Regions from separate parts of the Homo sapiens genome. Here all the other regions are linked to region 2. The links are chromatin loops, found by intact Hi-C in ENCODE. Cell type or tissue: PC-9. All regions are shown on one strand. Region 1 overlaps RBM47 (RNA binding motif protein 47). Region 2 has its middle 31 kb from the start of NSUN7. Region 3 overlaps LINC02265 (long intergenic non-protein coding RNA 2265). Region 4 overlaps RBM47 (RNA binding motif protein 47). Region 5 has its middle 43 kb from the start of CHRNA9.

Region 1 (5,000 bases), 140 kb after region 2:
AAATATCCATGAAGTGGACTCATTTGACTTTGCTAACTAAACCAAGTTCAACTGAAGGAAAATTTTTTACTGGTGAGAGGTCCAGGATATTTGGCATGTTGGAACTTAGACCAATTCGAATTTATAAATCCTCTAAAAGTAGGCCGGAAGCGGTGGCTCACTCCTGTAATCCCAGCACTTTGGGAGGTCAAGGCAGGAAGATCCCTTGAGCCCAGGAGTTCAAGACCAGCCTGGGCAACAAGGCGAGACCCTGTCTCTACAAAAATAAAAAATAATTTAAAAAAATAGACAGGCATGGTAGTGTGCACCTGTGGTCACCTCTACATGGGAGACTGAGGTAGGAGGATCCCTTGAGCCAGGGAGGCAGAGGTTGCAGTGAGCTGTGATTGTGCCACTGCAGTCCAGCCTGGGTGACAGAGTGAGACCTAGTCTCAAAAAAAAAAAAAAAATTACCCTAAAGTTTACTTTCTCAATGTAATAACTCCAGCAAAGACCCACAGAGAAAAATGCTTCAGAGCTTCTTGGGAATGTAGATTGACTCGTGTATGGAGAAGTGCTCTGATTTGAACCACCTCCATAAGATGGGTAAATTTTCTTCATATCATCTCCCTAAAATAGGTAATCTAGTTCCCACTTAAGTCAGATCTTATTTTTTATAATTTTAATAACTTTTAAATAATTACCCTTAAAGTTATAGAGTTTTACCTAGAGAATCTGAACTAGTTATTCCCATCCAATTTGTTTCTTTGCTATTGCATTTTTTTTTTTTTTTTTTCTGAGACAGGGTCTCGCTCTGTCACCCAGGCTGGAGTATAGTGGCATGATCTCGACTCACTACAACCTCCACCTCCCGGGTTCAAGTGGTTCTCCTGCCTCAGCCTCCTGAGTAGCTGGGACTACAGGCGCGTGCCACCATGCCCAGCTAATTTTTTGTATTTTTAGTAGAGATGGGGTTTCAGTGTGTTAGCCAGGATGGTCTCAGTCTCCTGACCTCGTGATCCGCCAGTCTTGGCCTCCCAAAGTGCTGGGATTACAAGCGTGAGCCACCGTGCCTGGCTGCATTTTTTTTTTTTTTAATTTAAGATAGAGTCTCGCTCTGTTGCCCAGGCTGGAGTGCAGTGGCATGATCTTGGCTCACTGTAGCCTCCGCCTCCCAGGTTCAAGTGATTCTTCTGCCTCAGCCTCCTGAGTAGCTGGGAGTACAAGTGCACGCCACCATGTCTGGCTAATTTTTTGTTATTTTAGTGGAGATGGGGTTTCACCATATTGCCCAGGCTGGTCTTGAACTCCTGACCTCAAGTGATCTGCCCTCCCTGGCCTCCCAAAGTGCTGGAATTACAGGCGTGAGCCATCGTGCCCAGCTTGCTATCACATTTTGAGCACCTACTGTGTGTAGCATTGTGCCAAGCACTTTGTGTGCGTTACCCCTTAGCCCTTACAGCAGGCCCTGCTACACAGCACCATTTACAGATGAGGAACTGAGGCAGTGAGAAGTCATATCTCTTGTCCTAGGTAACATAATAACTCTAGAAGTTAAGGTAGAAGAGAAAATGATAGAAAAGGCCATAAGCAAAGCTTTCAGATGGAAGAACAATGAAATCTAAGTGGTGGGCATGTAGAAAGAAAAAGCTAAGAACACTGAAAATGAATGGAAGTAGAAAATGGAGGCAGAGGGAGGCCATTTATTCTACAATTGTCTATAAGTGTCAGGAGGAAAATCCTATGTGTCAAAAGACAAAATTGCAACAAATTTAGTTTAAAGTTCTCAATTGCTTTTATTTGAGTTTCTAGAATCGGGCAACACTTCCTTCCATATTATAGGAAAAGGGTTCCAGTCAGCCGAGCAGAAGAGCTTGGCTTTATAAAGTAGAAGGAAAGAACTTAAAGTATATTAATTGTTTCAAAGATACTTTTTTTGTAAGGAATGGGACAACAGGAGACAGAACAACAGAAAAATAACATCAGATTACTTTAAGGATTAAAGCAGGGAGTTTCATTATGCCAATTAAAGATTTGAAACTGGCCCATTTAAGAAATTTGGTGTTATTTCTTCGTCCTGATTACTGAGAAGGTCAGACAACAACTTAGTTTCTGTTTTGTGATGTGGAACTTTAGCCTGGGTGACTCCATTTTGATTTTCAGTCTGGTCTATTGGGCCCTAGTTGCAGAAGTTTAGTCCAAAACAGTGACCTCCTATAATTCTTTTTTTCTTTTTTTAAGAGAAGAGGTCTTGCTGTGTTGTCTAGGCTGGCCTTGACCTCCTAGGCTCAAGCCATCTTCCCATCTCAGCCCCCTGAGTAGCTGGGACTACACGCACGCACCACCGCTCCTAGCTTCCTGTAATTTTTATTGGACAGTTTGTTGGTTTCTTCACCAGGGAGTAACACAATGGTACCACATTTATCTAATCTTGAGATATGTGCTGAAGTAGGAAAAAACTCCAGAGTTTTAAACGGTCTGTGATAAGGCAGAGATTTGGGGCTTTGGGTTTCTGGTTTGTTGCATTCCTGTTTCTTTGTGACTATCAGCTTATCCCAGACTTTTTTTTTTTTTAAGTATGAGATACCATAAGGGAGGATCAGGAAAGGGAAAACAGGATTTTTAAAAAAATTGGAACAGGGAATAAATAGCAGAGAGGAACATCCTTTTTTTTTTTTTTAAACAGAATCTAACCAGGTACCCATTATACGATCTGCATTTGTCTGGACTGTCACTTGAGCTGTTCTCTGAGCTGTCTTCATGTAACTATTAACTCCCTGATCTTTCTGAGGCTGCCTGTGTGAGGTGGCAGCCTTGTTTAGTCGGCAAACAAGCTGTTGCTGAGGACTCTTGACAACATGAGCAGGCATTTCCCAGTTTGAGGAAGTCCCTGTGGCCTGTGTTAGATTCGGCCACCAGCATGCACAGAGCTGAAGCGTGGGTGCAGGCATTGGCTAGATGGGGTTCAGCCCCTTTCCCAGAACTGAAACTGGTCCCAATCCATCTCTTGGCTCAGCACTCCAGGAAGGCTATTTGAGGAAGCAAACCTATAAGGAACTAAGAACAGTCATGTGTTCATGATTGACTCACTCAGGGTTTCCTCTTTAGCACGTGACCCTCAGGCCACCCATTCCTTGGAGTGGGCTGAAAGTTAATGATTCGTTACTGCCAGGGACGCTTTATTTGAGCAACTCCTTTTTTTCTCCTGGCTTGAGTCACAGGTAGCATTCAGCATGGACTTTGGAGCCAGCCTGTCTGAATCTAATCACTCAGCTCCACCAGCTCTGTGACCCTGGGAAAGTTATTTAATGTCATCCTATCTCAGTTTCTTCATCTATAAAATGGGTATCATCATCATCATCATCAGGATTTCTGTGAATATTATATGAGATAACACATGCAAAGTGTTTACAACAGTGCCTGCCACACGGGAATTTAAAGTATCTAGAAAGTGAAACAACCCTCAGTTGCTAACTTCAAAAATAGAAATGAGCTGAGCTTGCACCTGTAATCCCAGCACCCTGAGGGGCTCAGGCAAGAGGATCACTTGAGGCCAGAAGTTTGAGGCTGCAGTGAGCCATCCATGATCATGCCACTGCACTCCAGCCTGGGCGATAGAGTGAGACCCTGTCTCTTTTAAAAAAGAAAAATGACAAATGATTTCTCATTGTGATGTTAGTATGTTACGTTTGTCTGATATTTTACAGTTTCCAAAATGCTTTCATATATGTTATGTAAGTTGATCACAGGGGCTAGGTAGTAGTTAGAAAGTTTCACCTTTGTAAGAAATAGGCTTGGAGGCCAGGCATGGTGGCTGTTGCTATGTTGCTCAGGCTAGGAGTTCAAGACCAGCCTGGGCGACATAGCAAGACCCCATCTCTACAAAAAAATTTTTTTAAAAAATTGATCAGGCATAAATATGATTGTGGGTGACAGGGGGAGACCCTGTCTCCGCCCCCCCCCAAAAAAAAAAAAAAAACAGAAAAGAGAAAGAAAAAAAGAAATAGGCTGAAGAAAGGGCATAATCTGGGAAAGATAAGGGAAAGCATGTAAGGGATCCTTTCTCAAGGAATGCATTCCATTGCCTGGGGCACTGCCCCAGGAGGAGGTGAGGAAAGATGCCTCTTAGCAAGCTATGTGAGCCTGCAGGGAAGGAACACTTCCCCAGTGTCCGATCCAAAGGAGAACCCTGCCTTGGGTGGCGACAGAACCAGATGAGCTATTAACAATGCCCTCCTGGCCACCAGCACTGGCAGGCCCCCATTTCTTCTGGGCTTCCTCTGGATCAGAGAGCACCTCTGAGATCAGACCCTTTCTCTCCCTGCTGGAGCCAGGCCTCAGGAGCTTGGTAATGTGTGAGAACAAGCACAGAGGAAACCATGAAGGAATCTGAGGTTTCTCTTCAAAAGAGAGAAAATTCCAGATGACCAAATATCACTGTACTCTTGGCGGACAGAATGGCTTCATTTGTCCTTTCAGTGCTAAAACCAGGACAGTCCTGGGCAAACTGGCATGGGTTGGTCACTCAGACACACAGTAGCCCTTATCAAAGTGGTCCAACGGGGATTAAGGACAAAACCATTAAGTATTCAAATTTTAAGTATTCAGTTAACTTGGGGAGACTTCTTTATAGGTAGCTATTCCTTGGTAGTTTTTTTTTTTTTTTTGAGATGGAGTTTCGCTCTTGTTGCCCAGGCTGGAGTGCAGTGGCACGATCTCGACTCACCGCAACCGCTGCCTCCCAGGTTCAAGCGACTTTCCTGCCTCAGCCTCCTGAGTAGCTGGGATTAAAGGGGCCCGCCACCACTCCTGGCTAATTTTGTATTTTTAAGTAGAGACCGGGTTTCTCCATGTTGATCAGGCTGGTCTCGAACTCCTGACCTCAGGTGATCCGCCTGAATCAGCCAAAAAGCTGGGATTATAGGTGTGAGCCACCACGCCCAGCTTCCTTGGTATTTCTTTATAGGTAGCTGTATTAATAACATTCCCTTTGTGAATTACAGTGTCTGTTCAGTGTTTCT
Region 2 (5,000 bases):
TAGATAGGAGGAGAATAGGAGAGACCTCTCTCCTATTGTAACAGATGTGGGAAGGAGGATAGGATGCCTTGGATCCATTTAAGTTTCTGAGTTGTATGCAGTGGGTGCTGGAACCAGCTCCTACAAGCTCACAGGAGCCAATTGTTAAATTTTCAGCAATTTTGCTAATTGGTTAACCTCACATTAACAGCTGGAATTCAGCCACAGTGGGGATATTTACATCATGGAAATTAGTAAATACTATACATCAGTACTTCCCCATACCCTGACATCTGGAGAGCCAGTTATCAGGCATTTACTCATACCACTGGTTAGGGTGAGAAGGTGAAGGAGTTCCTTAATAGCATTATCTTCTCTGTTGGGGAGGAAGGCAGGCGTCAGATTTTGAGGAAAGTGAAAACGTTGAATTCTGTGAAGCACTGTGCAAAGGAGAGAGAGCCACCTAGGAAAATACTAAATGACTACCATGTCGTTTTGAGGAACCAGTTAAGGATGGAGACTATTAGTTTACAGTGCAATTGATGTGTACATTTGTAAGATTTCTTCTTGCAAAGTCAGCAGCCTGGGGATCTTAGCAGAGAAACGGATAGGTGGTTTGATCTGGAGTCGGTCTTTTTGCCTGGCACCTGTAATGGAAGAATGAAACGCAGCAAGGATGACAGAGTTTTTTGCAAAAGAGTAGTTGCAGTAATGGACCATGGAACTTAAACTGTAAAGGGAAGGAGGTGAAGGTGGGAGAAGGTGATATGCAAGAAGGCAGAGGAGTCACGTTTTCCTGGTATCACATGCTTTGAGTCCCCTTACTATCCTGGCCTCATTTTTGCAACTTGGCCCTCCCATTTGGCAACGTCCCTTTTAGAATGTGGCATCCAACTGCAAGCCCCTCAGTCTTGCACAATGTTCTAGCTTGGCCTGACCATCAAACACCACATCATTGTCCTTGTTTTAGATGTCATGCCTGAAAGATGTCGATGTCCAGCATCATTGAGAGAACTCAGAATAATTGTTAGACACGCAAGATCAATGAGCAGAAACAAGGATAGGCAGACTTTTAAAATTTATTGGAATGATCTGATACTTGAAAATCTTTTCCTCTGCATTAGCTAACTGAATGTCCAATGAATAATCATGGATTATCATAGCTAACAGAATATCCAATGAAAAATCATGGATATTCTGTAATACAATCACTCTGGCTCATCAACACCAAACATAATTGCCATGAGGACATTATTTTATGAATTATTAGAAAAGCATAAAGTACTAACTAAATAGGGAATTTCAGAGTTAATGCAAAACCTCAAAATGGCTTTCAAAGAAGCTTATTTTCTCAGAGTAGTTTAACCAATGGGAGGAAAATCACTTCTGGATTATACAGAATTTGTTCATAAGGTTTGATCAGAAGGTGACCTAGTGATGAGGCTACTAATAATGGGAGAACTACACGAAAGAACAAATCTGCTGTTATGAGGCTCCAGGGCACAGGAACTATTACTCTAATTTCAAGTGACAATGAGTTTTTATAGCTGATAGCTACTTATGTCTCCCAAAACACTCTAATGCACGTTCCTGTCAGAAATTTGTGTATTTAATAGACTATATTCCCGATGTCACCTTTCCATCAGATTTAAATGAATCGGGTATAGTGTCATGTTTTAATTTCTCAATAAATATATGTAACAGGAATTTTCCTACTGAATTAAAAATGTCATTTCAGTGAGATAACCAAATTGATGATACTCGGAATTTGCAATTCATCATGATTACTGCCAGATTTAACAAATATAATTCACTTTCTCCTACTACCCTGTGATTAGCTAGAGGTCATGGCTTTGACAAATCTAGACTCCCTGGTGCTTTGGGTATAACTCTTGCCCACGTAACTTCTGTTATTTCTTATGAGGTATATGAAGGTGAATAGCATGCAGTTTTTACACCGGGGAGGGCATTTTTCTTCAGCAAAATAATTATCTCATTGCATTTCCCACTGGAATAGCTGACACCCCCCTGCCCCTCAAAAACAGAGAAAACAAAGGCTATCCATTTTAGTCCCCTCACGCTAGGTTTTTTTCCTTACCATTTCCCCCTTGTTTTTTCCATTCTTGGGGTATTTGGATATGAGGGAAGATGAAGAGGTAACAGACTGAGAAGTGTTCATTTTTCTTGTGTCGCTCTTCACATTGGCCAGCAAGGGGAGTTGTAGGAACAATTACAGTGGTTTGAGCTGATACACTTGTGAGCATACCTCTCACGATTGGTTAGGAGTCACAATGTCTTTTGCCCTGGACTCCCTGTGTAACACAGGTAGTATTTTGTGTACCAGTCTAGTTTTCCTTTCATCTCATACTTTGCTGACCAAAAATTAATTGTGAACTTCAAAATAAAAACCTACTGAAATGGTGAGACATTGGAAATGAAGTGAGCCTTCTATGCCCAGGTGGCATAAAAATCTAATTGTAGCTTCAAGCAGCCCAAGCCCCTTTAATGCGGATAAGAGAGCATTCAACTGACTTCAATAAAAAGGGACTTAAATGGAAGGGAGGTAGCCTTGAGGAGAGCTGGCGCTGACTGCTGGGACTGAGGAGGCCATTGTTCTACATTCTCCTAGGGCTTAGGGAGATTGACAAGGCACCTGCTGCTTTCCAGAGATGAACGTTTAGGTCAGCCCTGAAAACACCCAGGCCTGAGACACTCCCCTGGCCTCTTGGCCCCCTGCCATCCAGGTGCAGGAGATTCAAAGGTACAAAGCAAAGGCATGGGAAGAGCCCTTTGGAGAGATCTGGGGAGACTGTTTCTGCTCCATGAACAATCCAGGACAGCTCTCTCCCCTTTAAATCATCTTTCATGCTTCTTAGCTCCAAGGCTTTCTATGTTCTTCCATGGATTCCTCTACTGTATCTATGCCATAGGAACATTTGATTACTAACCACTTTCACAGATCATGGTTCACTTCACTGAGTTTGGGACCAGGATCCATGAATATGTACCCTATTTAATGCCTTAATGCTGCTTTCCCAATTCCCATCCTGGCTACTGAATATATTTTGCTGTTGACTGCAAAATAGACTAAAAATCAGTAATCACTAGTTTTCTGAATGTGAAGTTCAGGTTTTTATTTCTATGTTTCTTTTGTTAAGTACTGAATAAATTTTGTGCCCTGTGCTTAGTTCTCCAACAGGCTGTGTTATATAAAGGAGAGAATCTGGGCTTAAGAATAGGAGATGTAGTCTTTCTTTTTTTTTTTCTTTTCTTTTTTTTTTTTTTTTTTTTTTTTTTTACTTTATGGTACTACAGGCACATGCCACCATGCCTAGCTAATTTTTTTAATTTTTTGTAGAGAGGGGGTCTCACTGTGTTGCCCATGGTGGTCTCAAACTGCTAGACTCAAGCAATCCTTGCACTGTAGCCTCCCATAGTGCTGGGATTACAGGTATGAGCCTCTGTGCCTGGCCTAGATTTTAGTTCTGGTTCTGCTACTTAATAGCTGTATGATGTTGGACAACTCATATAATCTTTCTAGGCTTGTCTATTTTCTCATCGGCAAAAATGGGGAGGGAGGACAAGATTCCAGTCTTGAGAGTCAAGCAGACTAGGGTTTTAAACCTATTTCAGGTATTAGCTGGATGACTTTAAGCAAGTGACAATTAGTGTTATTTTAAGGCTTTAGTGAGATAATATATGTGAAACCCTTAGCATCATTCTTAGGACACAATCAGCACTCAACAAATAATAGTTATTATAATAATCATGACAATGTCCATGTTATTAAAGTTCTTTAGAACCCTTTTTTAAGCTCTAAAATGCAATGATTTAAGTTTGAAATGTTGTGGTTGATTGCTGTAAATAAGGCTGTTCACTTGATCCTGGGCTTCTTAAGAGAATTTGGTAAGAAATAGGCTGAAATTATAGAGGACTTTGCAAAGTGCTTAGATTTTGTTATATAGTACTATAGTAACATTCAGCAAACAATGTGATTATCAGCATTGTAATAAACACAGTCATGGGCCAATTTCCTTTGTTTTTTCATAGTGTAATGCCTACTAGAAATTCTTTAAAGGTTAAACTTCATATTCAGCACACCATGTCCTCTCTACAAACCCTCTCTTCCTAATGTGTGTATACCTTTTTTTTTTTTTTTTTTTTTTTTTTTTTAATGAGATGGAGTTTCACTTTGTTGCCCAGGGTGGAGTGTAATGGCGTGATTTGTATATATCTCTAGCATGTATATATCTCTCTCTTCTAGGAGAATTTGACTCACCGCAACCTCCGCCTCCCAGGTTCAAGCGATTCTCCTGTTTCAGCGTCCCAAGTAGCTGGGATTACACGCACACACCACCATGCCCAGCTAATTTTGTATTTTTAGTAGAGATGGGGTTTCTCCATGTTGATCAGGCTGGTCTCGGACTCCTGACCTCAGGTGATCCACCTGCTTCGGCCTCCCAAAGTGCTGGGATTACAGGTGTGAGCCACCGCGCCTGGCCCTAATGTGTGTATACCTTTTTTACAGATCACAAGGTGCTTGCACAGACATTTCCTCACTTTAGGCTCCAACCAAACCATGAAATAGGTAAGATTGGACTTATTGGTTGCTTTATATAGGAGATTTTTAAAATGAAACCAAGAGGCAATAGGTCCTCTGGTTATTGAAGTCTTTAGAGGAGGGAAGAGGAGGTGTTCCAGATGTTTCATGAACAAGAGGAGAACAGTAGAAAAGGAGAATGAGGACAAATGTTATATAAAAATCTTAACTGTGAGGTAGAGGAGAGTTGGGGTGCGGTAGAGCTGGATTAGAACATTGTGGTGGGGAAAACACTGCGTCTCAGGGATTGACTGATTTACAAATAATGCTAGAGATATATACAAATCTCCTCAACTTATAATGGGGTTACATCCCAATAAAATCATTGTAAGTTGAAAATATCCTAAGTTGAAATGTATTTAATACACCTGACTACCAAACATCATAGCTTAGCCTAGCCTACCTTAAACATGCTCAGAAC
Region 3 (5,000 bases), 400 kb after region 2:
CTTAGGTTGTAAGCCCCTCAGCAGAGGGGAGTGGATCACCTTTTTGATGAGAATACATGTTTTAAGATAAATATTAAAACCACTTCCAGCTGGTCATGGTGGCTCACACCTGTAATCCCAGCACTTTGGGAGGCTAAGGTGGGTGGATCACAAGGTCAGGAGTTCGAGACCAGCCTGGCCAAAATGGTGAAACCCCATCTCTACTAAAAATACAAACATCAGCCTGGCATGGTGGTGGGCGCCTGTAGTCCCGGCTACTTGGGAAGCTGAGGCAGGAAAATCGCTTGAACCCGGGATGCAGAAGTTGCAGTGAGCCAAGATCTGGCCACTGCACTCCAGCCTGGGTGACAGAGCGAGACTCTGTCTCAAACAACACAAAACAAAACAAAAAAAATATTTCCTAGTTTCCCAGTAGAAACAGGCACTGAGAGGTGAGTTTTGATCAGAATAGTGCTGCAAAATCCACTCATACTGCAAATATTTACTGAATGCTGGGCAGAGAGTTCACAAGAATTAACTACACATCATCTCATCCTTCAAGGTGATTATGGAATATTTAGAGGAAAAAGACAAATTTCTAAGAAAAGCTGAATAACAATAAAAGTTAAATAAGTAATGCAAGCAAGAAGACTATTTTTTTTTTTTTTTTGAGAGAAGTCTCACTCTTGTTCCCCAGGCTGGAGTTCAATGGCACAGTCTCGGCTCACTGCAACCTCCATCTCCCGGGTTCAAAAGATTCTCCTGCCTCAGCCTCCCAAGTAGCTGGGATTACAGGCGCCTGCCACCAGGTCCGGCTAATTTTTTTGTATTTTTGGTAGAGACGGGGTTTCACCATGTTGGCCAGGCTGGTCTCAAATTCCTGACCTCAGGAGATCCACCTGCCTTGGCCTCCCAAAGTGCTGGGATTACAGGCGTGAGCCACTGCACCTGACTCTTTTTTTTTTTTTTTTTGACAGGGTCTTGCTTTGTCACCCACTGGAGTGCAATGGTGCAATCTCAGGTCATTGCAACCTCTGCCTCCTGGACTCAAGCGATCCTCCCACCTCGGCCTCCAGAGAGCTGGGACCACAGGCACCGCCACCACATCCAGCTACTTTTTTTTTTTATTTTTAGTAGAGACAGGGATTTCACCATGTTGCCCGGGCTAGTCCCGAACTCCTAAGCTCAAGCGATTTGCCCACATCAGCCTCCCACAGTGCTGGGATTATAGGCGTGAGCCACTGCACCCTGCCAACTATTCCTTAAAGGCGTGACTCGCTGCCAAATGAGAGGTCTGAACCAGAAGTTCAGAGAAGGGAAAGAAGGTTGTGCCTCCAGGGTGGACTGATCCATAGGAGGCAGAGACCAAAAACGAGGCTCTCACTTGACGGACTGGACCAGCAAGATGGAGTGCATGGTGGAGGCGTGGGGGTGCATCTTGGTAGAAAAAAAGCCTTTGGGATTTGGGACTGGAGTTTCTGTTCTGTCATTTATTAGTGAGAGATCTCAGGCATTTTTAAAAAATCTTCTTTGCACCTCAGTTTCCTCATGGGTGAAAGGAATAATATTATCTACCCCACTGGGCTCCACATATCATTCAGACCACAAGCATCTGTGGAGTCTACTTATACTAAGCCCTTTTGATAAGCCCTGGAGTACAAGATGAAAAGAGAAGGGCCTGCCCTCAAGAGCTGCCAGAGAAGGAGGGGCAGTCACTGTTGGTCCCTCTCTTCATTTACCTTCCAGGGGTCTGTCTTTTTGTTTGTTTGTTTGTTTGTTTGTTTTGTTTTGTTTTTTGTGTGTGTGAGAGATGGAGTCTCACTCTGTCATCCAGGCTGGAGTGCAGTGGCACGATCTCGGCTCACTGCAAGCTTCGCCTCCTGGATTCAAGCAATTCTACTGCCTCAGCCTCCGGAGTAGCTGGGACTGGAACTACAGGCGCCCGCCACCAAGCCCGGCTAATTTTTTTTTTTTTTTTTTTTTTTTTTTTTTTTTTTGTATTTTTAGTAGAGACAGGGGTTTCACCGTGTTAGCCAGGATGGTCTCGATCTCCTGACCTCGTAATCTGCCCGCCTCGGCCTCCCAAAGTGCTGGGATTACAGACAGGCGTGAGCCACCGTGCCCGGCCCAGAGGTCTGTCATTTTAAAGCAGCAGTGGTCAGAACCATGAGCCACATACATGGAATGCAGGACATTGGTTCAGAAGTTTGAAGACAGAACAAGCTCTTCACCATCCACAACGGAAGGTTCCTGCCTTCCTGTCCCGCGTTCTGTGAGGAAATGCGTCTGTCCCTCTGGAGCTCCTGATTTTCAAGGCTTCTCCCCTGAGCTTTGATGAAGTCTGGGGGAGCCAGCGTCAAAGGCAGCACACTCTAGTCACCTGCGATCGTTACCCAAAGAGCCTGCTGTTGACCTCACGTCACTTCATTTTTTTAATTGCAAAAGACAACCACTAGGGGGCCTAGGAGCGAGACGCTGAGCTCCGATTCCATTTATCAGGCAAATAGCCTTTCCTTCTTGCTGAAAAACGCAGTCAAGGTCAACAAAACACACACCGTGGGCTGAGAACAATACCTTCTGCACCTTCTGCAAACGCTTAGTGAAGAACGCATCTCCCTTGAGGCTAAAAAATATTCTTAACTCAGACCATCCTCCACAGCCCATCAGGCTGGGCCAAGCGTTTCTTAGCCCTGATTCCATTTTTCAGTGTTTCCTTCTGATTAAAAGCCCTTTGGCACAGCAGGATTGTCTATAATAATGGTAAATGACTCACATGATGATGAGGCAATCTTTTCACATCCTGAGCTACAATCCGTCTTGTAAAGCCTTGCAACGGCCTCAATTACAGCCCTGGATTCTCAGCAGAGGCACAGAGTGGGGGTTTTTGCTTGATTCTCTCTCCCCTCTCAGTTTCCCACACCTTATGCAGAGGCTTGAATGTCTAATGTACTGTACATTAGACATTCCTATAGCATCCTATAGCATCCTATAGCAATCCTCATTAAAATCAATCACTCATTTGAAAAAAAAAAAAGCAAGCAAAGAAAAAGGAAGGAAGAAAGAAAGAAAAGAAAAGAAAAGATGGAGGAAAAAAGAAAGAAAAAAAATGATCAGGCCCCTAGGGGCCTCTGAGGTCACAGTAACTCAAGTCCCCATGACCAAAACTGGGTGGCAAAGCTTATTTTTCCTTAGCAGGAGTCTGCTTTTGCAAAGGTTCGTCTCTTACATTTTCTTTCAGACACTCACGCACACTCCAGCAACAATGGAAATGAACATAATTTCCCAAGCAGGTTGCCTAGAAACCACTCCTGTGTTTCTGAAACTAATTTAAACATGAAAATTCAGCTCCTGACTCATGCCAGGAATGCACGTCATAATTTTCTCAGTATTTTACTTTCTTTTTCTTTCACATTACAAAATAATGCATGCTTACTGCAGAAAAAAAGTGAAAAGAATATGAAAATACAAAGGTTCAGAAAATAAAGAATCTCCTGTAATCTCACTACCAGAGGCAACTTCTGTTGTCATTTGGGAATATTTTCTTCTAGGCTTTTTATTTTTCTATGCATTTTTAACATCATGGAGATTAACACAGATTTTACATCAAGATTAATAGTGAATTTAATTAGCATATTGTCAGTATTTCTCCATCTGGTGAAATTTTCAGAAACTTGATTTTTAAAAGACCGCATTATATTACAGTTCATTTTCCCAATATTAATCATTCTCTAAATGCTAGATGTTTAGGTTATTTCTAATTTTTCACCATTATAATGTCACAATGATCAACTTAATACAAAATAGTTATTATATCTTTATTTCTCCAGGATAACATCATAAAAGGAGTTTCAAAGAGGATAAACATTTCAAAACTTTTTAAATATTGAACAAATACATGTTTATGTTTTTTTTTATTAAACAGTACATTAAAAACAAATTTCCTTCTCCACTCTCTACAGGTAGCCCCTGTTTCTGTGAATACACAGCACATGTGTATGATTTGTCTATTTGACACTGTACATTGTTCTATCACTTGCTTTTTTGACTTATTGTATCTCAGACATCTTTCCATATCAATTCAAATTGATCCATTCTTTTTAGAATTTGCAGAATATTCCATTAGATGATGTATTATCACTTATTTGCCCTAGACAAAACCTCTTAATGCACTGGACACATATGCAGTGAGCTGGGGTCCCTAGCAATGGGTCTGAATCTATACTGTTCCATCCACACCACACCTTTACTGGAAGGGAACAGATGATGGCAAAGGTAACTGCCTTATCTGGCTGGAATTAGTGTTATATTCTAACCCAGAGGTCTCCAAACTTTTCTGATCTCTCCATTTACTGATTCAAATTTTGAGCATGCTCCCCTATTTATGTATTTTTTAAATTTATAGATTACATACATATATATGACTTTATAAAATAGAGTCACGTGCTACAAAACATTTCAGTCAACGCGAAGTGGCCACATATACTGTGATCCCATATACTGTGTAACCATTGTGTTATAACTGCCTACAATATTCAGTAAGATCACATACTGTACAAGTTGATAGCCTAGGAGCAAAGGCTATACCATTTAGGTTTGCGTAAGTACACTTTATGATGTCCACATGATGATGAAATCACCTAACAATGCATTTCTCACAAAATGTCCACATCGTTAAGTGACATGACTAAATTATTGTTCATCTCACAGGACAGACACCAAAAAGGATATCTTAGTGAATATCCATTTTGAATTAAAGATGAAATAAATATATTAAATTATTTATTTATATAATAACAATTGTATACAATATAATAAAAGAATTTTGCTCTTTTTGACAAGCACAATGTGACTGAATATGCTTCATTATATTTTAAAATATTGGTTTAACATCTTGTATTACAGTTACTCTGAGGTCTGATTTTAAATTCAGCATATTTTAATTGTCAATGTAAGGTTGTCGTCGCAGGAAGAGACTCCTCACAAATATACATAGATCTAAACAAAGAAGAGTATTGTTCACC
Region 4 (5,000 bases), 160 kb after region 2:
AGTCCCTCTGTGCCTCTTAGTGGAGAGCTGCTGCTTGAAGCCTCCTATGTGTCCACCACCACCGGCCAGGCCTCCCTTGCCCCTTCCCCAGGAACCCAAGGACCTGCTCATGAGCCAGCAACTAAAGGGTTAATATCCAGCCCAGCAGAGGCATCAAGGACCCAGCTCCAGCACCAAGGTTGGCTAGCAGATGCATGTTGGTGCCCTTGAGGCTCCCCTGCTCTTAACCACACTGCTGTGTAGTATCAAGTGTCATGCTGAGTACTGCTTAACATCACTGGGGGAGTTCAGAATGAATGAGAAAATAACTTCACAGCTCATTAATGAAAATGCCATTTGGGATCAAATCAGAAACACTGTGGAAGCTTAGTTGAATTCATTGCCTCCCTTGATAAAGTACAGAATGAAGAAGGTTGCATCTGCAGACAAGGAGAAATTCTCTTTGTGTTCTCACCAAGGCTGAGGTGACTGGATAGAGTGTTTCCTTAGGCCCTGCTCAGTCCCCACGTTCACTTCCGGACCTATTCAAGACACACACAAGAGAGCCCTCCTTCTAGGCCTTCAGCCTCTGGGGCCCTTGCTCAGAAGCTCCGCCACTCCTGCTTCTGCCCCTTCCTCCCACTGAGGATCCTCGGGCCTCAGAGGACCACAAGACTGGTGTTTACTTTTAGAATGGTTTCTATTAACTTGAGCAAAAAAATAAATTTTCGGTAGGGCCTGAGGTCTTGAATATCATTTCTAATATCCTCTCTTTGAAAAAGGCTTTCTGTGTCTCAAAAAGTAACTCATAAATAAACTTTTCTTAAAGCTAGACAGTGATTTTTTTGTATTCTAAAAGGACTAAATGAGTATGTTTTACTCTTCTCCAAATTCTATTGATTCCTTCCTATTGCTTCATGTTTGATGATAAACCAACAGATGTGTTGCCTGTGCTGTTTATTTCTCCTGCTTTAAAGCCATACTTCTCCTAATCTTTGGAGATTCCCCATGTATTCCTTAGGATAGGCTAGGTGGCTGTAACATAAAGACCTCCAAATGTCACTGGCTTACCCAGTAGAAATTTATTTTTTACTTAAGTAGCTTTCCTGGGTGTGCAGCTTTCCTGGGTATGTGTGTGTGCAGGTTCGGGGGTAGCTCACCTTCATAAACTCATTTGGAGATCCAGACTGGCAGCTGCTTTGCCATTTTTATCATATGATGGCCAAGGTTGCCTGGGCATTGCCATCCCAGTCAGCCAGAAGAGGAAAGAGCCCAGAGGAGAACGTGTGGTAGATTTTTATGGGCAGGACCACGTCACATCATGATGACACACACCACTTCCTCTGCATCCACTGGCCAGAGCATAGTCAGTGGTCACACCTCACTGCAATATGGGAAGCTAGACTGTGGTCTATGCTTCCATGGAAGGTGGTGACCTCTACACCTTGTATTTTTCATAATTAAAAAAATTGTTTTTTACATTATATGAATAGAGATAGTGTCTTGCTATGTTGCCCAGGCTGGTCTTGAACTCCTGGGCTCAAGCAATTCTGCCTTGGCCTCCCAAAGTGCCGGGATTACAAGGTGTGAGCCAGCACACCTGGGCTATTTTTCATAGCTTTCTTTTTTACATTTTTGCTTAGCTTTTTAGAGACTATCATAAAATATATTTTTCATAACTTTCAAATACATTGGGCAATTGCCATTGTAAATGTGCCTTCCTGAAGGGTGTACCTAGGGCCCTACCACTGCAGTTTTGTGCTCTTTTGTCTTAATTTCAAGAAGTAGCTTTGGTAACACAGCCACACGGAAAGGGGTGTTGATTACCCCTCTGGGTGAGGTAAGCAAGCTTAGCACATGGGGAAGTAAACCCAGGCTCTGCTTAGTGGACACCACCCTCTGTGAGTATTAACCATGTGTGCAGTGGGAAAGGCCTTCCTTTGGGGCCCCCAACTGACCACTGTGTGACCTTGGGAAAGTCACCTTTCTCTCTGAATCTCAGGTTTCTTATCTAGATCAACTAGCTGATATCTAAGGTATTTTGCGGTTTTAAGAGGGCACAATTCTAAGAATGCGGGCCATGGGTCATCCTGCAGTATAATACAAGCACAGAGTTTGATTTTACCGCTTCTACAGCCATTTAATCATTTTTTTAAAGATGGGGAAAAGGAAAGAAAAGAAAGCATGATGGCATTAAAGTGTTCATTGTTTCAGTGCTATTTAGGAAGCAAAACAGATTTCTGTGGAGCTAGCCTAATTGAATGGTCAACAACCCTGAAGTAATCAACCATGCTAAAATATACTCTTTTTAAAAAAGGTATTTTATTTATTTATTTATTTATTTTGAGATGGAGTCTTGCTCTGTCGCCCAGACTGGAGTGCAGTGGCGCCATCTCGGCTCACTGCAACCTCTGCCTCCCAGATTCAAGTGATTCTCCTGCCTCAGCCTCCTGAGTAGCTGGGATTGCTAAAATATACTTTTAATTTTTAGCAAGGGCTAACAAATGCCAGTTTAATACAACACATGGGTCCCGTCATTTTGGATATTTTTAGTAGCCTGTTTACCCTGCTTTGTCATTGTACTTGACCCTTTTGGGGGTACAGCTTTTTGGAGCATAATGCTCACCTAATGACTCATCCCCTCGAGGGAATTCTTTATTGTTGCTGTCGCTTCTAAAAAATGATGCAGCTCCTGAGCAGCTATATATTATCAATGAAACAAGTTTTTGCTTCTAGGGAATAGTAGTCAGAAACAGAAAGGAAATATTTCGGCTGGGCACGGTGGCTCACGCCTGTAATCCTAATGCTTTGGGAGGCCGAGGTGGGCAGGTCACTTGAGGTCAGGAGCTAGAGAACAGCCTGGCTAACATGGTGAAACCTCGTCTCTACTAAAAATACAAAAATTAGCCGGGCGTGGTGGCGCGCACCTGTAATCCCAATTATTTGGGAGACTGAGTCAGGATAATTGCTTGAACCCCGGAGGCAGAGGTTGCAGTGAGCCGAGGTCGCACCAGTGCACTCTAGCCTGGGTGACACAAGAGTGAGACTGTCTCAAAAAAAAAAAAAAAAAAAAATAGGGAGAAGTGGGAGGAGAAGGGGTCTAAAATGTAATGACACCCGCCTCCTTAGTCTGATGCAACCTCAGTGTATTTCACAGTAGAATGATCTTGTCTTTGGGACCGGAAGCCTTCTGAAGTCCCTCTCCTGGTCTGTGCTTCAGTGGGCATGATCAACTTTCACCTGTCCTCTTTTTTCCAGGCTTCCAAAAGAGGACCACTCCTTCTGAGAGACACATTTTTCTTTGATCGTGTTAATCCTACAGCCTGATTACCCACCCCTCCTGCTAGTCTTAGAGTCCAGCAGACCAGGTGGTCTCTTTCTGTTAACTTTGCATATCTTTAAATCTAGTGGATTTTGCAGATTATCACTTGGGGGTATGTTTCCTGGATTGTAACCATGGGGTACTGATTGTAAAACATGCAATTGATTTAATAATAGCTTTTTAAAATGAGTAAGTAGTCACATGGGCTATTTGAGAAACAGGTTTCAAGTCATTGAGTCATTGAGGGGACCTTGCATTGTGGACCTCTAATGAATGTTAACTGACTGGCTGAATGAATAAATGAATGAGAGAAGGACAGAGATTTCTGATCTAGTAAAAGGATATCTTACATTAAGACAACGGAGGCCAGGCGAGGTGGCTCACACCTGTAATCCCAGCACTTAGGGAGGCCCAGATGGGTGGATTGCTTGAGCGCAGGAGTTCGAGACCAGCTTGCGCAACATAACGAAACCCCATCTCTGCAAAAAATACAAAAATTAGCTGGGCATGGTGGTGCAAGCCTGTAATTCCAGCTACTCAGGAGGCTGAGGTGGGAGGATCACCTGAGCCCAGGAGGTGGAGGTTGCAGTGAGCTGAGATTGCACCACCGTACTCAAGCCTGGGTGACAGAGCAAGACCCTGTCTCAAAAAAAAAAAAGAAAAAAAAAAGAAAAGAAGAAGCAAAAAAGAAGTTGGGCACAGTGGCTTATGCCTGTAATCCCAGCACTTTGGTAGGGCAAGGCAGGTGGATCACCTGAGGTCAGGAGTTCGAGACCAGCCTGGTCAACATCCCATCTCTACTGAAAATACAAAAATTAGCTAGGCGTAATGGTGCATGCCTGTAATCCGAGCTACTTATGATGCTGAGGCCGGAGAATCGCTTGAACCCAGGAAGCGGTGGTCGCAGTGAGCCGAGATTGCACCATTGCACTCCAGTCTGGGCAACAAAAGTGAAACTCCGTCTCAAAAAAAAAAAAAAAAAAAAAGACAATGGAAAAATAGTCCCAGAAAGGCTAAGATTTAAGTCCCATCCTGCCTCTTGGGCACTTTATAATAAGATAATCTCTCTGGACCTCAGTCTTCTTTACTGAAAGTGGGTTTAACAGTTCCTTACCAGGCTTGATTGTTGGGAGGTAAAAAACCAGACACATAGTCTCCTTTAATGCAGTTCCTGACACGTAGGCAGTGCTAAGAATGTGGGAAATAGTGAGAGAAAAGGGAATAGCAGCAACTTTTTTTTTTTTTTTTCCGAGAAGGAGTCTTACTTTTTGCCCAGGCTGAAGTGCAGTGGCGCGTTCTCGGCTCACTGCAACCTCCACTTCTGTGTGCAAGTGATTCTCCTGCCTCAGCCTCCTGAGTAGCTGGGATTACAGGCGCCTGCCACCATGCCTGGGTAATTTTTTGTATTTTTAGTAGAAACGGGGTTTCACCATTTTGGCCAGGCTGGTCTTGAACTCCTGACCTCGTAATCCACCTGCCTTGGCCTCCCAAAGTGCTGGGATTACAGGCATGAGCCACCACGCCCAGCCTAGCAGCAACTTTTTAGTTATGGTGGTCAGCAGTCAAAGAGGGCATAGATGGCTGCATCATACAAAATAGATGAAAACTTCGAATGTATGACTAGGCAGGAGAGGGTCGGGGAGGTCACCTCCTGGCTTCCCCTGGACTGGCAAGTGACCAAAGGCTGGCACTGCCGGGA
Region 5 (5,000 bases), 340 kb after region 2:
TCCTGGATTACTAGGCAGACATTCTTGTTCTCTTCTCTTACCTTCCTCCAAAAAAATGGAGTCTCTTTCTCTGTGCTGAGTTGCCTGGAGACGGGGGAGGTGTGATACAAGCGCCCCTATGTCCACCACCACTGGGGCTGTGCTGGGTCAGACTCAAAGCCAGCACAGCACTGGGTCTTGCCCAAGGCCCGCAGTGACCACTGCCTGGCTACTGCTTCTGTTCCTCAAGGCCCAAGGGCTCTACAATCAGAATATGGCAAATCCAGCAAGGCTTGTGTTCTTCCCTTCAAGGTGGCGAGTTCCCCTCGGCCCCAGATGGATCCAGAGGTGCTATCTAAGAGCCAGGCCTGGAGTTGGGAACCTGAGGAATCTACTTGGTACTCTATTCTACTGCAGCTGAGGTAGTAACCAAGCCACAGGACAAAGTCCTTTTCACTCTTCCCTTCCCTTTCCTCAAGCAGAGGAGTCTCTCCCCATGGCTGCCGCCTCCCCAGACCCATGGCAAGTACTGCCTGGCTACCACCAATGTTCACTCAAGGCCCAAGGGTTCTTTTTTTTTTTTTTTTTTTTTTTTTTGAGATGGAGTCTTGCTCTGTCACCTAGGCTGGAATGTAGTGGCGTGATCTCGGCTCACTGCGGTCTCCGCCTCCCGGGTTCAAGCAATTCTCCTGCCTCAGCCTCCTGAGTAGCTGGAAGTACAGGCTTGCGTCACCACGCCCACCTCATTTTTGTATTTTAAGTAGAGACAGGGTTTCACCATGTTGGCCAGGCTGGTCTCGAACACCCGACCTCAGGTGATTTGCCCGCCTCAGCCTCCCGAAGTACTGGGATTACAGGCGTGAGCCACCATGCCCGGCTGGCCCAAGGGTTCTTTAGGCAGCTTGTGGTGAATGCTGCCAGTCCTGAGTCTCTTCTTTCAGTTCAGTGGGTTCCCCTTTGGCCCAAGGCAGGTCTGTAAGTGCTACCCAGGAGCCAAGGCCTGGAACTGGGGCCTAGAAGCACCTACTTGGTGCTCTATTCTACTGTGGCTGAGCTGGTACTTAAGCTTCAAGACAAAGTCACTTTTACATTTCCTTCTCCTTTCCTGAAGCAGAAGGGGTCTCTCCCTGTGGCCACCACACGTTGGGAATGAGCTGGGTCTCACCTGAAGCCAGAATGTCTCTGAGTCTTCCCCCAGGCCTGTGATGAGTCCTGTCTGGCTACCATTGTTGATTACTCAGGGCCCAAGGGCTCTGTAGCCAGCAGGTGATAAATTCTGCCAGAACTGAGTCCTTCCATTCAAGGTAGTGGGTTCCCTTCTGGCCCAGTGTGTGTCTAGAAATGTTGTCCGGGGGCTAGGGCCTAGAATGGGGGCCTCAGGACTCTGCCTGGTGTCCTACTGGACTGTGGCTGAGCTGGTATCCAACTGGCAAGATGAAGTCCTCTTTACTCTCCCCTCTCCTCAAGCAAGGGGAAGGATCCCTCTTGAATCTGTGAGATGTGCTACTGGGGTTGGGGGAGGGGCGATGGAAGCGCTACCTTGGCTGCCCCAGCTGGTGTCTCACTAGGTCATGTGCATCCCAATTTCACTGGCTCCAAGCCCTGCACAGCAGGAGGAGTTGCCCAGGAATTGCAGTCCCTGTGGCCTGCACTGCAAGTTTATTTAGGACCCCAGGGCACTTTAGCCCAGGGTGGCAGGGTTTGCTGGAGCTCAGGTTCCTACCACTGGGATAGATGATTTGCCTCTGCCTAGGGCTCGTCTAAATGCTCCCCTGTGGGCACCAGCAGAGTTCTGCCCCTTGTTTCTTTTTGCTGTGACAGGGCAGCAATGAGTGCCAATGCAACATCCCATAATCACTGCACTGTCCTCCCCCAAGCACAGATTCTCTGCACCAAGCAGCTGCTGCCAGCGGATGGGGGTGGGTGGTGTAAGTGATTCAAGAATGTCTTTCCTACCCTCTTCAGTGCCTCTTTCCTTAACATGATGTGATTTCCTTAACATATGATTGCTCACCTGATTTTTGGTTCTTATGAAGGTAGTTTTTTGTGTGGATAGCTGTTCAATTTGGTGTTCCTGCCAAGGGGATGATCACTGGAAGCTTCTTTTTGGCCACCTTGCTGCAAGGTTCATTTTGTGAGTACATCTTTCGGCATTTAAGAATGCTTCAGAGATCATGATGATGATGATGACGGTAGTGATGTCATTGCTCTGTGCAGCAGTGCCCAACATTGACTGAACATTCCATTCACTGTGCCCAGCCACTGGACACACATGTTACTCTTGTTAGCCCTCACAGCTAGCCTATGGGAGTAGACACCACTATTATACCCATTGCACAGATTAAGGAGATTTATGGGAGGAGGCTTGATTTGGGTCACTTAATTTGTAAATGTCAGAGCCACACCTAGAGGTCTGTCTGACTCTGAAGATGATGTTCTTAAACCTTCCCCAGTCTTTTCAATGTGTGTGTGCTAAGCATTCCTAACATTTTACTCTTCCAGGCTCACCCATTCCTTTAATAACATGATAATAATGATAATATCTTGAAACCACATTCTATATATTTGCCGGAAATCTATTCCCCTAACAAAGATTTCTCAAGCTCTTGGGGAATGCTGAATTACTGTGACTCCTTGTATAAATGGTGGTTCCCGGTTGCTTCGTGGATTGGTCTTGCCTTCTCATAACTTTTCTCCAGGTGACGGATTACCCTAAATGCCCCTAACACTGCATCTTTTCATTGTGTGCCCAGCTTCACTCTTCCCTCTCACCTTCATGACTCTGCTATACACAGAGGTGAGTATCAACCTTTCAACCTGTGGTGAGTCATTTATTTCAGCTTTGCGGAAGACTTAGGAGGAACAGGAAGAGGTTCCTCAATGGCACAGGAGAGTTTGAAATTGGCTATCAGGCTTCTCTGCTGTGAAGTCTAGTGATGAGACAGTATAGGGGGATGCATTCAAGAATAGAGGCTGCCAGGCTCCTGGAATAAAGCCTGTTCTTGGTAGTGAGACCATACTGGTCATTCACAGCTGGCCTCTGTTCTGACTGGTTAGAGTTCATACTGGTGTCTGTTCTGACTGGTCAGGCTTTTTTCTTTTTGCTGTGTGTATGTGTGTGTGTCTATTCTGTTTCCTAGAAACATCTTGCTAGTTTTAAATGTTTTGAATATTGCTCTCTTACTCAGTATGTAAATTTTAGAACGTTGCTTAAACATTTTTGTGCCTGAGTTTCCTCATCTTGTTGCCAGAGGCCAGGAGGCCCTGCGGGATTGGAGTAGAGGAGGCTACTAATTTGGTGACTGGCATAGGAGGATGGATGGGAGGCAGCACAGGAAATTAGACAGCCCTGTACATTGCTGCTGCGATAGACCATCAGCCATGTAACCCAAGGCCAATCCAGTGGGACTGGGCCCCGGATGGCACCAATAAAAAAATCCTAAACGCACATGACTGTTTGCTGACAATTACAATTTCATGAGGGTAAAATCCATGTGTGGTTACCACTATAAAAACTCACACTCTTTGTGTTACAGCTGCTTTAGAATTTGTCTAGCAGACTTTCCTGTTTTTAACAGAAAGCCCCCTAAAAATTATTTAAAAATAAATAAATAAATAAATTGCACTCCTTATAGAAAAACAGCTTACTGTCGCCTGTCCCAAGTGAGTGAGTTTCAGATGAATGAGCATCAGAGGAGTCTCTGGAAATAAAATACAGGGAGATTTCTTGGGAAATTGACACAATTATTGAAAGCTGCTGTTTTAAGACCAACCTCACCTCAGAAAAAGTACTCACAGTAAATTTAACTACATAAAAAATATAAATTATTTTGTTGTAAAAAATCATGAAAAGGCTAACCACAGACTGAAAATATTATGTTATAAAATATGGCAGAGAGAGGGTTTAATCTTTTTAATACATAACTCATACTAGTTAGTAATGTTCTAAGGAGAGGCAGTAGCAATATAGAGAAAGCATTATCTTTGGACCCTAACTTTTTTTTTTTTTTTTAAGAGACAGGGTCTTGCTCTCTGCCCAGGCTGGAGTGCAGTGGCACAACTGAGCTCCTGGACTCAAGCAATGCTCCCGCCTCAGCCTCCCAAAGAAGATTAACAGGCACGTGCCACCACGCTTGGCCAATTTTCTACATTTTTTGTAGAGATGGGGTCTCACTAGGCTGCCCAGGCTAATCTCTGACTATAGGCCTCAAGCGATCCTCCTATCTCAGTCTCCCAAAATGCTGGGATTACAGGCGTGAACCACCATGCCTGGCCTGGACCCTAACTTTTAAAATAACTGAAGAACATGAATAGACAAAACCTAGAGTAAAATTACTAAAACATTTTTGGAAGAAATGGTCTGCATCATTGATAACTAAATAAATTTACATTTGCCTGTCAAATCATGTATTCATTTATGCAAAAAAAAAGTTCAAAGAATGTATTAAAGAACTTCAGCATTAACAAGGAGTGAAGTGGGAAGCCACGGAGGGTTTTTGAGAGACGATGGTGTAATCTAATGCATTGGTTCGCTCTGGCTACCATAACAAAATACCACACGCTGGCAGGCTTAAACAACAGATATTTGTTTTTTCACAGTTCTGAAATCGAGGTTTCAGAAGGGTCCATTTCTCTGAGGCCTCTCTCTTTGACTTGCAGACTTTATGTACTTTGTGCAAGACACTGTTCAGACCCTGGGACATCTGCAGTGAAAAAGCAGACACAAATCCCACCCTCTTGGAAAAGTCATTCTAGTGCAAGAGGCAGACAGTGAAAAACAAATAGTAAAATACATTGTATGTTAGATGGGTGATAAGTGCTAAAAAAAAGTAATAATAATAACCAGCCTAGGCAACATAGTGAAACCCCATCTCTACAAAAAAAATTAGCCGGGCATGGTGGCACAGGCCTGTGGTCTCAGCTACTTGGGGGCTGAGGTGGGAAGATCACTTGAGCCCAAAAGGTCGAGGCTGCAGTGAGCCATGATTGTGCCACTGGGCACAATCCAGCCTGGGCAACAA

The links. Peaks named below come from ENCODE experiments on the same cell type or tissue, not always from the same donor. Only the 100,000 strongest peaks of a DNase experiment are listed, where the experiment ranks them.
Region 1: a loop joins it to region 2, with 4 times the contacts of the local background. A loop is called at or near these places in 4 of 110 quality-filtered maps.
Region 3: a loop joins it to region 2, with 6 times the contacts of the local background. A loop is called at or near these places in 13 of 110 quality-filtered maps.
Region 4: it touches region 2 in a loop (5-fold over the local background); 15 of 110 quality-filtered maps call a loop at or near these places.
Region 5: it touches region 2 in a loop (17-fold over the local background); 3 of 110 quality-filtered maps call a loop at or near these places.

Annotation. Positions count from the first base shown.
Region 1 is chr4:40,575,199-40,580,198 of GRCh38, reverse strand. The region is part of intron 1 of RBM47 (RNA binding motif protein 47); the gene reads left to right. Among named protein-coding and RNA genes, the nearest start is that of RBM47, 52 kb to the left of the region's middle. RefSeq lists enhancers at 2,671-2,870, 2,891-3,060. In PC-9, no CTCF peak of the experiment used is centred here; DNase peaks (open chromatin) are centred at 8 and 3,008; H3K4me3 peaks cover 775 bases; H3K27ac peaks cover 4,033 bases.
Region 2 is chr4:40,716,417-40,721,416 of GRCh38, reverse strand. No RefSeq gene overlaps it. Among named protein-coding and RNA genes, the nearest start is that of NSUN7, 31 kb to the left of the region's middle. In PC-9, CTCF peaks have their summits at 1,939 and 2,141; DNase peaks (open chromatin) are centred at 2,236 and 2,686; H3K4me3 peaks cover 397 bases; H3K27ac peaks cover 1,479 bases.
Region 3 is chr4:40,314,733-40,319,732 of GRCh38, reverse strand. The region is part of intron 2 of LINC02265 (long intergenic non-protein coding RNA 2265); the gene reads right to left. Among named protein-coding and RNA genes, the nearest start is that of LINC02265, 10 kb to the right of the region's middle. RefSeq lists enhancers at 2,413-2,712, 2,321-3,159. In PC-9, CTCF peaks have their summits at 2,251 and 2,451 (motif pointing right); DNase peaks (open chromatin) are centred at 2,742, 3,272 and 4,602; H3K4me3 peaks cover 1,601 bases; H3K27ac peaks cover 3,659 bases.
Region 4 is chr4:40,560,515-40,565,514 of GRCh38, reverse strand. All of the region lies in intron 1 of RBM47 (RNA binding motif protein 47), which reads left to right. Among named protein-coding and RNA genes, the nearest start is that of MIR4802, 61 kb to the right of the region's middle. RefSeq lists enhancers at 3-579, 2,925-3,435, 3,579-4,079. In PC-9, no CTCF peak of the experiment used is centred here; DNase peaks (open chromatin) are centred at 1,294, 1,944, 2,634, 3,484 and 1 weaker place; H3K4me3 peaks cover 2,088 bases; H3K27ac peaks cover 5,000 bases.
Region 5 is chr4:40,376,018-40,381,017 of GRCh38, reverse strand. It overlaps the pseudogene RNU7-74P. Among named protein-coding and RNA genes, the nearest start is that of CHRNA9, 43 kb to the right of the region's middle. In PC-9, no CTCF peak of the experiment used is centred here; DNase peaks (open chromatin) are centred at 2,777 and 3,147; H3K27ac peaks cover 2,521 bases.